2 separate regions of the Homo sapiens genome follow, and region 1 is linked to region 2. A link is a contact called in ENCODE Hi-C or POLR2A ChIA-PET data. All regions are on one chromosome and are shown on one strand. The core of a region is the stretch at or near the end of the contact, and the rest is flanking DNA. Distances in the headings are between cores, read along the strand shown. Region 1 overlaps KLC1 (kinesin light chain 1). Region 2 holds the start of RCOR1 (REST corepressor 1).

The links. Hi-C counts contacts between places; a loop is a spot of excess contacts on that map. ChIA-PET counts read pairs that join two places held with the same protein, here RNA polymerase II (POLR2A). Pooled maps may share reads with other maps.
Region 1: a loop to region 2 is called in a pooled map, with 5 times the contacts of the local background. The contact joins the enhancer-like site here to the promoter of RCOR1 in region 2. A Hi-C loop is called at or near these places in 1 of 37 single-sample maps with no recorded cell type and 1 of 50 pooled maps. POLR2A ChIA-PET finds 5 or more read pairs at or near these places in 1 of 52 experiments (naive thymus-derived CD4-positive, alpha-beta T cell).

Annotation. Positions count from the first base shown.
Region 1 is chr14:103,688,437-103,694,083 of GRCh38, forward strand. KLC1 (kinesin light chain 1) reads left to right here. Exons shown (of 17, transcript NM_001394837.1): 15 at 3,923-3,989. Among named protein-coding and RNA genes, the nearest start is that of XRCC3, 24 kb to the right of the region's middle. RefSeq lists silencers at 823-1,023, 874-923. Within about 2 kb of position 3,360, at least 4 of the 41 ENCODE cell types and tissues checked have a DNase peak (open chromatin) inside an H3K27ac peak, as active enhancers do.
Region 2 is chr14:102,588,121-102,593,898 of GRCh38, forward strand. It overlaps RCOR1 (REST corepressor 1), which reads left to right and starts at 4,529. Exons shown (of 12, transcript NM_015156.4): 1 at 4,529-5,067; 2 at 5,146-5,205. The coding sequence starts at 4,767. RefSeq lists enhancers at 2,801-2,850, 3,132-3,947 and silencers at 3,526-4,835, 4,896-5,505.

The DNA.
Region 1 (5,647 bases), core at 2,110-4,609, 1.1 Mb after region 2:
CACCGTGCCTGGCCTATTTTGTCTTTTAAAAGCTATTTAAAAAAAAAAGTATGTCCACTTTTTCATCTCTCTCAGTATCCCTGATAACCTAAGCCCTTAGAACTGTTGCCATACACGGCCAGGGTGCGGGGTGGCCAGAGATGGCCCAGTCCCTTAGTGGTAGGGCTCACCCTCTTGTCCGCTTGGTATCCCTGTGGGAGTCTCTGTCGTGGATGGAGACTTCTCTTCATGGCTGTGAGAGAGGTGCAGGCCTGAGGCAAGAGGAGTGACGTGGCTTTTGTAAGGAGCTTCTCACAACTGTTTTCCAGCCCATTTCTGGAGAGGGAGTTTTAGGAGCCCCACAAATGTTCATTCAGAAAACTCCCTGGAAGATCCCAAGGATTTGAAGACTGGACTTCTGGAAGTTTATGGGGACTTAGCAGCAAATTGCTTACAATGAAACAAATGAACTCTTATTTGGGGGAAATGGATTTTAAATTGCCTTTGGAATAGTGATCTTATTTTAAAATGTTTACAGATTTCCAGAACCAAAATGATAGATTACTATCTGCCTCTCGATGAATTTTGAGATTACACATTTCTTCTTAAACAGCATTGAGAGGGTTGGAGCAGTGCTGTGTGACTGCTTGGTGTCGCTTCCTTGGAATGATGTGAGGTGTCACACAGCAGCTCTCAGATCCCCTCCAGGAATTACATGATGCCCAGAGAGAGCATTCTGGACATTATTTAATTCCTGGAGGGGATCACACTGATTGTTTGAGGTTCTTAAGTTTTGAAGCCTTTTAAGTGCAGAGTCCAGTTCTGGTGCTGAGTGTTGTAACTTGGACCACACTCCCACATGACAGCTCTCAGAGTTGTTCTGTTTTCTCGTGTTTTGTGTCTTTGCCGTGATAAAAATGTAGCAGTGTGTGACCAGTCCCCAGTGTTAGAACTGTGGTCAGTGTTCATGGGGCTGTAGCACTGCCAGCCTGAACCATGTGACATAGATGCACACACTTGCACGGACTAACGTTTTCTACATGACTTTGGAAATTGCATCCCGTAAAATGCATACAACTGAATAATCTTTCCAAATAAGAGTGACTGTTTTTATTAACTAGACAGTAGTCTCAGACATCTTTTGGAGGGTTTGTTCAGACAGAGACTGTGAGGCCCCACCCCTGAGTTTCCAATTCCTGAGTCCCTGATCTCAGAATTTGCATTTCACACAAGTTCCCACAGTGCTGGGGCTGCTGGCCCGGGGCCACTTTTTGAGAATCGCTCAAGGACCAGGGTGTTTGCAGCTTGCTGTTTGGCTGACTCCTAACAGTGACTGTACTGAAAGGTTTTGAATGCCACGTGTTCAAACAAGGCAGTTCGCAAGAGTGGTAGGAAGAGACGTTGAGGATTCGAGTTGTTCTTTCGTTTCGTAAAAGGGGGTTTGAGGGAAGGTTGTGTAGCTCTTTTAAAAAGAGTTAATGGCGGCCGGTGCAGTGGCTGATGCCTGTAATCCCAGCACTTTGGGAGGCCTAGGTGGGTGGATCACTTGAGATCAGGAGTTTGAAACCAGCCTGGCCATCATGGCGAAACCCCGTCTCTACTAAAAATACAAAAATTAGCCGGGCCAGGTGGTGCATGCCTGTGGTCCCAGCTACTCAGGAGGCTGAGGCAGGAGAATCACTGGAACCCAGTAGGGCAGAGGTTGCAGTGAGCCAAGATCACACCACTGCACTCCAGCCTGGGCGATGGAGTGAAACTTCGTCTCAAAAAAAAAAAAAAGTTAATGGCCACTTTATAGCAAGAATAACTGAGTATGTCAGATGATAATTTACTTGTGATTTGGTTTGATTTTATACTTTGTTCTTGAGTGGTTCTAGGTAGAGAAAAACCTGTTTGGGACTCCAGCAATGTCTGTTGTGGGCTTCATTGGGATGTTTTTGTTTTGTCCTGGTTGGGACATTTTGGGGGTGAGTTTTGCCTGGGGATAAGGAAATTCAGGTCTTGCTTTTGGTGCAGTTGTTCGGCAGGGGCTGGCTGAGTATCTGCCATGTGCCAGGCGCTGTGCTCACAGCACTGCTGACACACGGGTGGGTGCCCTGGGCTTTCAGCCTCATCCCAGTGTCCTGTGTGAGGCTGTCCCTGTCACCCCTCAAGCCTGTGCCTCAGCCTCACAGCCACCGTCCTTGGCTTTCCCAGGAACTGCTGCGCTCATGTTCGCTGTCCCATGTTGCATGCAGTTCACGTTCAGAATTCAAGTAACCCTCAGTATCGGTTGCTTTAGCTTTAAAACTTCAGGGGAGTTTATGTTCAAAGGCATCCATGGTGGTGGTGAACAACGATAGTCATTTTATGACTGTCCATCATTTAAGTTATAGATTATTTATAGGCTGTTTCATCAAGTATTTTAAATACATCAGATGGAGGAAAAGTAAATATATGTATACATTCCTGTATTCCTTTAAGTGGAGAACCATGACTTTATGTTACATTTTGCTTTCTAAGTAGAAAAATACTGGCTTCAGAGTTTATTTTACTAACAATAAAGTTGATTTCCCAGCTTTTAATATAGAAAGATAAAAAATATGACAGTATATTTATGCATCATCTTTTAGCAGTGAGTTTTGAGTGTCTCTTCATGATCCCTTAGTGGTGACGAGTCTGACATGAGCCCTGGAGCACCCTCCCTGAAAAGCATCAGACTGAAGGCAGAGCCTCTCTGCTCCCAGATGGTTCCCCCCACTTTTTTTTTTTTTTTTTTTCTGAGACAGAGTCTTGCTGTGTCGCCCAGGCTGGACTACAGTGGAGTGATCTTGGCTCACTGCAACCTCTGCCTCCTGGGCTTAAGTGAATCTTGTGCCTCAGCCTCCAGAGTAGCTGGGATTACAGGTGTGTACCACCACGCCTGGCTAATTTTTTGCATTTTTAGTAGAGACAGGGTTTCACCACGTTGCCCAGGCTGGTTGTGAACTCTGGGCCTCAAGTGATCCACCCGCCTCAGTCTCCCAAAGTGCTGGGATTACAAGCATGAGCCACCACGCCTGGCTTTTTTTTTTTTTTTTTTTTTTTTTTTTGGTAGGTGGAGTCTCACTCTTGCGTAGGCTGGAGTGCAGTGGCGTGATCTCAGCTCACTGCAACCTCTGTCTCCTGGGTTCAAATGATTTTCCTGCCTCAGCCTCCCAAGTAGCTGGAATTACAGGCACATGCCACCATGCCCAGCTAATTTTTTGTATTTTAGTAGAGATGGGGTTTCACCGTGTTGCTCAGGCTGGTCTCAAACTCCTGAGCTCAGGCAGTCTGCCCGCCTCAGCCTCCCAAAGATTACAGGTGTGAGCCACTGCAGCTGGTCTTTTTTTTGTTTCGTTTTGTTTTAAAGAGAGACAGGGTCTTGCTCTGTCTCCCAGGCTGGAGTGCAGTGGTGCAGTCATGGCTCACTGCAGCCTTGACCACCTGGGCTCAAGTGATCCTCCACTTCTGCCTCCTGAGCAGCTGGGACTACAGATGCATGCCACCACGCCTGGCTAATTTTTGTATTTTTGTAGAGATGGGGTTTCCCCATGTTACCCGGGATGGTCTTGAACTCCTGGGCTTAAGTGATCCTCCTGCCTTGGCCTTCCAAAGCATTGGGATTACAGACTTGAGCCACTATACCCAGTCTAGATGAGCCACTTTTTAAAAGTGCAAGTCTAAGGACATTTTGAGTTTGCATATGGTACTTTAAAAGAAGCATTTTGCTGTGAAAGATGCAGAGAAGCTGTGGTCTTTTCTCCTGGGCACTAAATAGAGTGAGACATAGGACTCCCCGGTTACCCAAGCAAGATGAAGGCAAGGTCCCTAGAGCCCCCAGTGTCACAGAGGCGTTGGAGGGGGCTTTGCTTGTGCTTCCTGTTGCTGGTTGACCGATGTGCTGATCGTTTGTCCTTGCATGTCCGTGTCCGGGTTGCAGCATGAAGCGTGCCAGCTCTCTGAATGTCCTTAACGTGGGTGGCAAGGCTGCTGAAGATCGCTTTCAAGTAAGGAGCCTACCCCGAATTGTGTCCTAGGCTGCCCAGACCACGCTGGCAGGTCTGCTGCAGACCCGCACTCGGCCCCTGCTCGGCCCCTGCTCCTGCAGAGGGCTGGGGACGCCGCCACGTTTGTTCCTAGACAGACAGTTGTGACAGTAGTATTTTTATATTCTGCTTAACCACTGATTATGTGAATTATGGGCATGTTCACACTGTGAACATTCTCAGAATATTAATTAATGATCTCAAATGGTCTTTAAAAATAGTTTAACCTAATTAATGTATTCTGTTAAAGTACTGTCAAAGCTCGACCAATTACTAGTTTGTATGATTGTTTGATTTTAGCCTCTACTAAGTTTATAACTATTAATAATTAATTGTCTACTTAAGCTGTTGTTCAGTGTTCAGAAGTATTCAAAACTCTGTTAACATGATGACTAGCGTGCTGTCAGTTTGACACTAAAACCTGAAGCACTCGGTGCAGTTGCTCGGGCCTCACACAGACACATCAGGTTTACATCTGAAAGTACTGCCTCCCTTCCCCATCACGGAGGCCGTTTGAGTTTTCATCCACTCCGCCCTTTGGTGTGGCTGTCAGTGGGTGGCCGGGTGCCTGTGGCTGCTCTAGAACCTGTTTCTCAGGTGCCTGGGGCCCACCCGGCAGCTCGAGCTGTTGGGACTTGGCAGTCCCTGCCCCTGTGCTGGTGCTGAGAGTTCGCGACAGTGGCCAGGCACTGCCCTCCCAGTTGTCCAGATCCACTAATCCTCACAGACAGGCCAGTGCCCCGACCTGTCCCCCAACACTCTTGGGAGGCAGCCATCTCGGGAAAGCTTTTCCCCAGCCCCCTTCTCGGTGGCTGTTAAAGAGGCTTGTAGGGTGCTGGACATGTTGCTTGAAGCACCCCTAATGACAAGAGGAAAGAAAGTCTCTTCATTTTACAGGGTCCTGTAGCTGACCCAGTGTTTGCCCTCCAGTTTCTTGGAGTTTCTACATGCACATTGACCCCTGGGCCTCTCGAGTGCCAACCTAGATTTAGCTGTGCAGCTGGTACTGTTAGGCCTGAGGCCATTTGAAGCTGGCATCATTTGAAGTCCTGGTTAAGTGTAATTTTTCTATTTGTTTTTTCATGCAGGAACGAAATAATTGTCTGGCCGACTCGCGAGCTCTGAGTGCCAGCCACACTGACCTGGCCCACTGAGAGCCAGCAGGGCTAGGTAACCTGTCTTGGGAGTGTGAGACCGCCCCGCCCTGCCACGCCCCTCACCGCCCTGCCCGGAGGCGCCAGCCGCACTCCTTGGCTTCCTTTCCTAGATAGTGACGTCCACCAACCTTGGAGGTGCCTTTTCAAAACACCCGGGAGGCCGTGCCTCAGCATTCTGTTACTCGGCCTGCAGCCCCAGTGCCAGGAGCCACCCCGACCGCGACCCGGCCAGGCTGGCTCAGGGAGGCCGAGGTGGCGCTGAGGTGGCTTCAGCACGCTGGGGATTGGCTCCTGCTCACGGATGCTGTTGCATTTCCTGCCTGCCACCTTTTTGCCATGACACCAGACTCTCTTTTAAATTGTAATATTGTAATAAGGCTGTAAATTAAGAATCTGGAAACATAAAGTACCCCTTTCAGAACGATAGGCATTTAGTGATCTATGGCAGTAAAGCCTGAAGCT
Region 2 (5,778 bases), core at 3,279-5,778:
TGGGCGCGGTGGCTCATGCCTGTAATCCCAGCACTTTGGGAGGCCAAGGTGGGCGGATCACGACGTCAGGAGTTCGACACCAGTCTGGCCAACATGGTGAAACCCCATCTCTACTAAAAACACAAAAATTAGCTGGGCGTGGTGGTGGGTGCCTGTGATCCCAGCTACTCAGAGCCTGAGGGAGGAAAATAGTTGGAACCCGGGAGGTTGCACTGAGCTGAGATCATGCCACTGCACTCCAGCCTGGGCGACAGAACAAGACTCTGTCTCAAAAAATAAAATAAAAATAAAATAAATAAATAAATGCTATTTTGAGATATTTCCAGTGACTGCAATGTGTTGAGATGGAATATCACCTACATTCATAAGTGAAGAAAATGCTGGATTTTGGTTAAAGGTTGATTTTTTTTTTGAGACAGGGGTCTTGCTGGAGGCCTCAAAGTACCTGGGATTATAAGTGAGTGCCACCGCACTTGGTGTTAAAGGTTAATTTAAATAAAGATGTATTTACCAGCTCTGGTTCATGGTCTCCAGAATTCTATCCATGGATTCCAGGTTCAGAACTCTTAGGATGGCTAAAATTCCAGCCTGAAGTCTCAGTTTTCCAATAGTCCTTTGGGGGCTTGAAACCTCCCAGGAATGGCTTTAGGGTGTTTTCCTGACACTTCCCAGCCCTGGCCCATACCCTGCCCTCTGCCTGGCTCCATTCTTGGGAAAGGAATTCCTTGCCAAACAGAATTTTCTAACAAGCCCAAATATAGTAATAATAATAATTAGCAGCAGGAAGAACTATAAACACTGGGGTAGGAAAGCCTGTACCCGTCTCTCCTTTTCCTGATCCCTTCCCTTCATTCCTGAACTGAAGGAGACGGAGCCCCTTTGGGCTTTGATGACTCCATCACTGGGGTATGTTCATTTGATGGTTGATTTTGCTGTACCAGGTACTTCCTTTCCCATTTTCTAATCATTTTATAACACATGCTGACTCTTTTCCCTTCCCTTTTTCTGGGAAAATACAATGAATACAAAATTATAAACACTGTATGTTTAGCATCAGACCAAGCATGTTGCAGACACCCTTGCCCCTGGCCGTCCCAGAATCCCTGGGGCAACTCTGGCCTTGGTTAAGAGGCTCCATAGCTCCTGGCTTAGCTGTGCCCCGGCTCCTCCCCTCATATCATGCCTGATCCTAGGAAGATATTTCACTTCTGGGTGCCTCAGCTTTCTCATCTATAAGGGTGGGGTATGAGATGGTCATGGTCATAGTTTTTGTTTTTTTTTAGGGTGGGGGGACGAGATGGTCATAGGGTCACAGTTTTTTTTTTTGTTTTTGTTTTATACAGACGGGATCTCGCTATGTCACCGGGCGCCATGGCTCAAGCCTGTAATCCCAGCACTTTGGAAGTCCGAGGCGGGCGGATCACGAGGCCAGGAGTTCAAGACCAGCCTGGCCAATATGGTGAAACCCCGTCTCTACTAAAAATACAAAAATTAGCCGGGTGTAGTGGCGGGTGCCTGTAATCTTAGCTACTCGGGAGGCTGAGGCAGAGGTTGCAGTGAGCCCAGATCGTGCCACTGGACTCCAGCCTGGGCGACAGAGTGAGACTCTGGATAAAAAAAAAATTAATGAAAGGAAAAAGGCAAGGAGGAATCCCAACGATGACAGGTTGAAAGCTGCAGAGGAGACTGATGGGGAGTGACCTGTGAGGTAGCAGGACCAGGTGAACTGGAATCCCCAGGTCCAGATAAGTGAGGGTTTCCAGGAGGAGGAGTGGTCGACTCAGCTGCTGCTGAGAAGCTCAGCGAGACCAAGAAGTGACCCCCGGATTGGGCAGCGGAGAGGTTGTAGGTTACCTTAGCAGCAGTTAAGGGGTGGGGACACAGCCCTGCTGGATGGGGTGATGAGAGGCTGGGACGGGAAGGGGTGGAGGAGGTGAGTGTAGGGAAGTCTACAGAAATGTCTGAAGGGAGGGAGAAATGGCCAGAGGCAGGAGAGGGTTTGGGGGCAGGAGTCGGTCCAGAGTGAGGCTGATGGCACAGAAAAGCCTCGAGGGGAGGGCAGCGGGATGGGGTCCTAGGCCTGAGGAGGACGTGAGTACCCGACAGGGAAGTTTGTCTGTTTGGGTACTGGGAGAGGAGAAAGATCCTGAAGGCTTTCGTTTTTCTCTGAAGAATGAGGTAAGGCCACGGGCTAGGAGCCCAGGCAGAAGGGGCTGTGGGAGGTGTAAGGAGAGGGGAGCAGGCATGAGGTCTCACTTTCAGAGTGGGAGTCTCACCGAAAAACATGATAGGGCTGCCGGCTTTGTGGATGCGTTAGAAGTGTGGGATCACAAATTCCCAATCCCAGGGCTGTGTGTGGAGCCCTCTCCCCAAGCGATGGGAAGGCGAGTGTCCTTAACGTTGGGGTTCCCTATGCTGGAAGGATGGACTCTATTACAGTCCATCAGGCCAGGAGGTAGGTACTGTTTCCTGTATTTTACGGTTGGTAAATCTGAGAGCTTCAGGCCAATACAGTATCGGTGTAGCATTAGGGTCAGACAAAATAGAACAGGGCCCGGCACATATTAAGTGTTAATATTCGTTGGAAAAAAAAAAAAAAGAATGCTTGTCAAGTCCACTGCTGCGCCCCTACTGGTAGCCCAGCCTGGCCTCAGCCTTGGGGGCTGGTGGGTGGAGAGGGCGGCCTTGTGTGCTCTGCTATCCCTATTGCCTTAATGACCCAGTATCACCTTTGTGCCCTTGTAGGTTGATCCTTCTAGTCTCGTGGCAGAACTTTGTAGACACCAAGCGAGCGGGGCAGCGTGTTCTGGACCTCATTCCTCACACAGGGCTCACCTCCGGATGAGTCAGAGGCCTTAGCCGGTGGCCCAGCCCCGGGAATGCCACCCCGGTTCTGTACCCTGCCCAGGCCAGCTGACAGGGTGTATTGGGGCACACACCTGCAGCATCCAGGGCACTCCAAGGAGAGGGACGTACTTTTGAGGAGAGTCTAAAAGTCTAAGTCCCCCACCTGAACTTGGTGGGGGAAGGGCTTCTATACCAGGAGGGCTCCCAGCCCTGTTTCTTAAAGGCCATTTAGGCAGAAGTGAACGTGGTCTCTTCAATAAAGTTAATAATGGTTCATGCTGCAGAAAATGTTCAAGACAAAACCCTGCTTATTTACTCAGGCTTTAAAACCATAAAACTCCCAAATTCTCCCTGTAGCTATTTATATCCAGAGCTAGTCCCCAAATTAAGCTCAGGTTTGAAGTAACTTAAAAGAAAAATAGCCTTCCCTGCTTTAAAAAGATTTTCCGTATAGACCTCCACTGGTCTAATTACGAAGGGCGCGTAGTTTCAGGGTTGGCTGGGGGTAGGGCACCGGGACCTCCAAGGCAGTTACACTCCTCAGCCTCCTAACAGCTGTACGGCTGCCCGGTGGTCCCTCTCCAAGGCAGCGGCTCTCAGGCTAGCCTCAGCCTACCCCACCCGCCCGCACCCCGTGTTCTCCCTCGTGGGGGTGCCGGGGGGAGTAGGGAGGCGGGGCGGGCGGCAGGTCCGGAAAAGTGGCTGCCCTCGCCCCGAAAGAAGTTGACCCTCCTCCCGTGCCGAGAGCTTGGGATGAAAATAGCTTCTTCCTCTTTACCCTTCCTGGACCCCCGCCCCAGGACGACTGGGCCCCTTCATTCATCTTTCAGCGGCCACCCAGGCGGCTTGGGCGTCCCCACGCCGGGACTCTGTGCCCCGGGGACCCACGGGGACCCTCCCTTGGGCCTCTGAAGCCGCGGCGCACCCCGCACCCAAGCCACCCCGGGGGCCCCGGCCTCCCCCACCCAATTAGCGGGCAGCACCGCAGACCCGAGTCCCCACGCAGCTCGCGCCAGGGGAGGCGGCCGCCTGGGAAGCCCGTCCCCCGCGCCGCGGCCCCCGCCCCCGCCAGCCCCGCGTCCCCTGGGAAAGGCGGGGGCGCAGCGAGTTTCCCCCAATTAGTTTCCTCTTTGTATGGAGTCTTAGCGCGCCCGTACTCCTCCGCGCAGCGGAAAGTAGTCCCGGCCGGGCGCTCCGCGGCTTCCCAGCGCCAGACACATTTTACTTTGAGAAGTCGACGGGACTCTCAGCGGGGTCCTTCAGATGGGGGGCCAGAGGCTGCGGGAGGCGTGCGCGGGCAGCAAGGGCAGGGGCCGCGGCCAAGGGTAGGGGGCGGGGAGGGCCGCGAACTCCTCGCCGCTGCCTGGAGAGATGGATCATGGGGCGTAGGGAGATGGCAAACCTCAAACCACGTACGGCGGGCGATACGCGTCAACCGAACCTCGCCAACGGAAGCCCGGAGCCGCCCCTCCCCGCTCCCCCGCCCCGCCGCCCCGGACGGACGGGCGCGCGGAGCCAACCCCGCTGCCGCTGGCTGTCCAAATCCCACCAGAGCCAATGGGAGCGCGAGGGGGGGCGGAGCCATCTCGCGTCAGTTGGGCTGCGCGCCCCCCTCCCCCGGCGCCCCTGCAGGCCCCGCCCCTGCCTCCTCCCCTCTCCGCTCGCTGCTCCCGGAGTAGTTGGTGCCAGTGAAGTGAGGGCGGCGATGAGAGCGAAAGTTGCGCTCGGCTCGTCGCTGGGGGCTTGAAGCGGCTCCGCGCTCTGCCCGTTTGGGCCTCCCCCGACTCGGACTCGCGCCCGTGGGCTCCCGCCGCGCCCGCCCGGCCCCGCGCCGGCCCCGCGCCCCCTCCCCCGTCTCGGCGCCCCCTCCTCAGGAGCCGCGGGTCCCCGCCACTTTCGCACGGCCCCGGCCCCCGCCGATGCCGGCCATGGTGGAGAAGGGCCCCGAGGTCTCAGGGAAGCGGAGAGGGAGGAACAACGCGGCCGCCTCCGCCTCCGCCGCCGCCGCCTCCGCCGCCGCCTCGGCCGCCTGCGCCTCGCCAGCCGCCACTGCCGCCTCGGGCGCCGCCGCCTCCTCAGCCTCGGCCGCCGCCGCCTCAGCCGCCGCCGCCCCCAATAATGGCCAGAATAAAAGTTTGGCGGCGGCGGCGCCCAATGGCAACAGCAGCAGCAACTCCTGGGAGGAAGGCAGCTCGGGCTCGTCCAGCGACGAGGAGCACGGTAGGTGGCAGCCGCCCCCGCGGCCCCGGGCCCCGCGCCCCGCGCCGCGCTGACCGCCGTATTCTGCTTCCCCCGCAGGTGGCGGTGGCATGAGGGTCGGACCCCAGTACCAGGCGGTGGTGCCCGACTTCGACCCCGGTGAGTAGCGGCCCCGGCCGGCCGGCGGCGGGGATGAGCGGGAGCCCCGGGTCCCCGGCGAGCCCGAGGGGGCGGGAGCCCGCCGACAACTTTCTTTTTGTGCGTTCGCCCTGCCGTCCGTGGGGAGAACAGCAGGGCGAGGACGAGGAGGCGCACACGCACACGAGTGTTCTGCAAACGTGCCTCTGCACCCGGGGGAGGCCAGGTCGCCCCCAGCAGGGCCGGCGCCGCTGCCCCCTTGCGCCTCCGAGGACTGCGGGTGGCGTCGGAGGTGGCCACACCTGGCCTGGGGGCGCTGGGGGTCCCTGCGTCCAGGTGAGCTGCGCCTCGGCCAGGGGTAAGGGTGGCAGTGCCGGAGAGTTAGTGTCCTGCGAGCGCCCCGGACTTAGGAGGTCCCCAGAGACCCCTTTCTCGGAACCCTTCCCAAAGGCTGCTCCCCACGCCTTTGCTCCTCCTCTCAGCCTCTGGGCTCTTGCTGGCTCCTGACTGCCCTCCCATCCAGAAGGCGAGTAGAAGAACGACCCCCCAAAACCAGTCAATAAAAGAAGTGTGTTTTCCAGAGGGCGCCTGCCT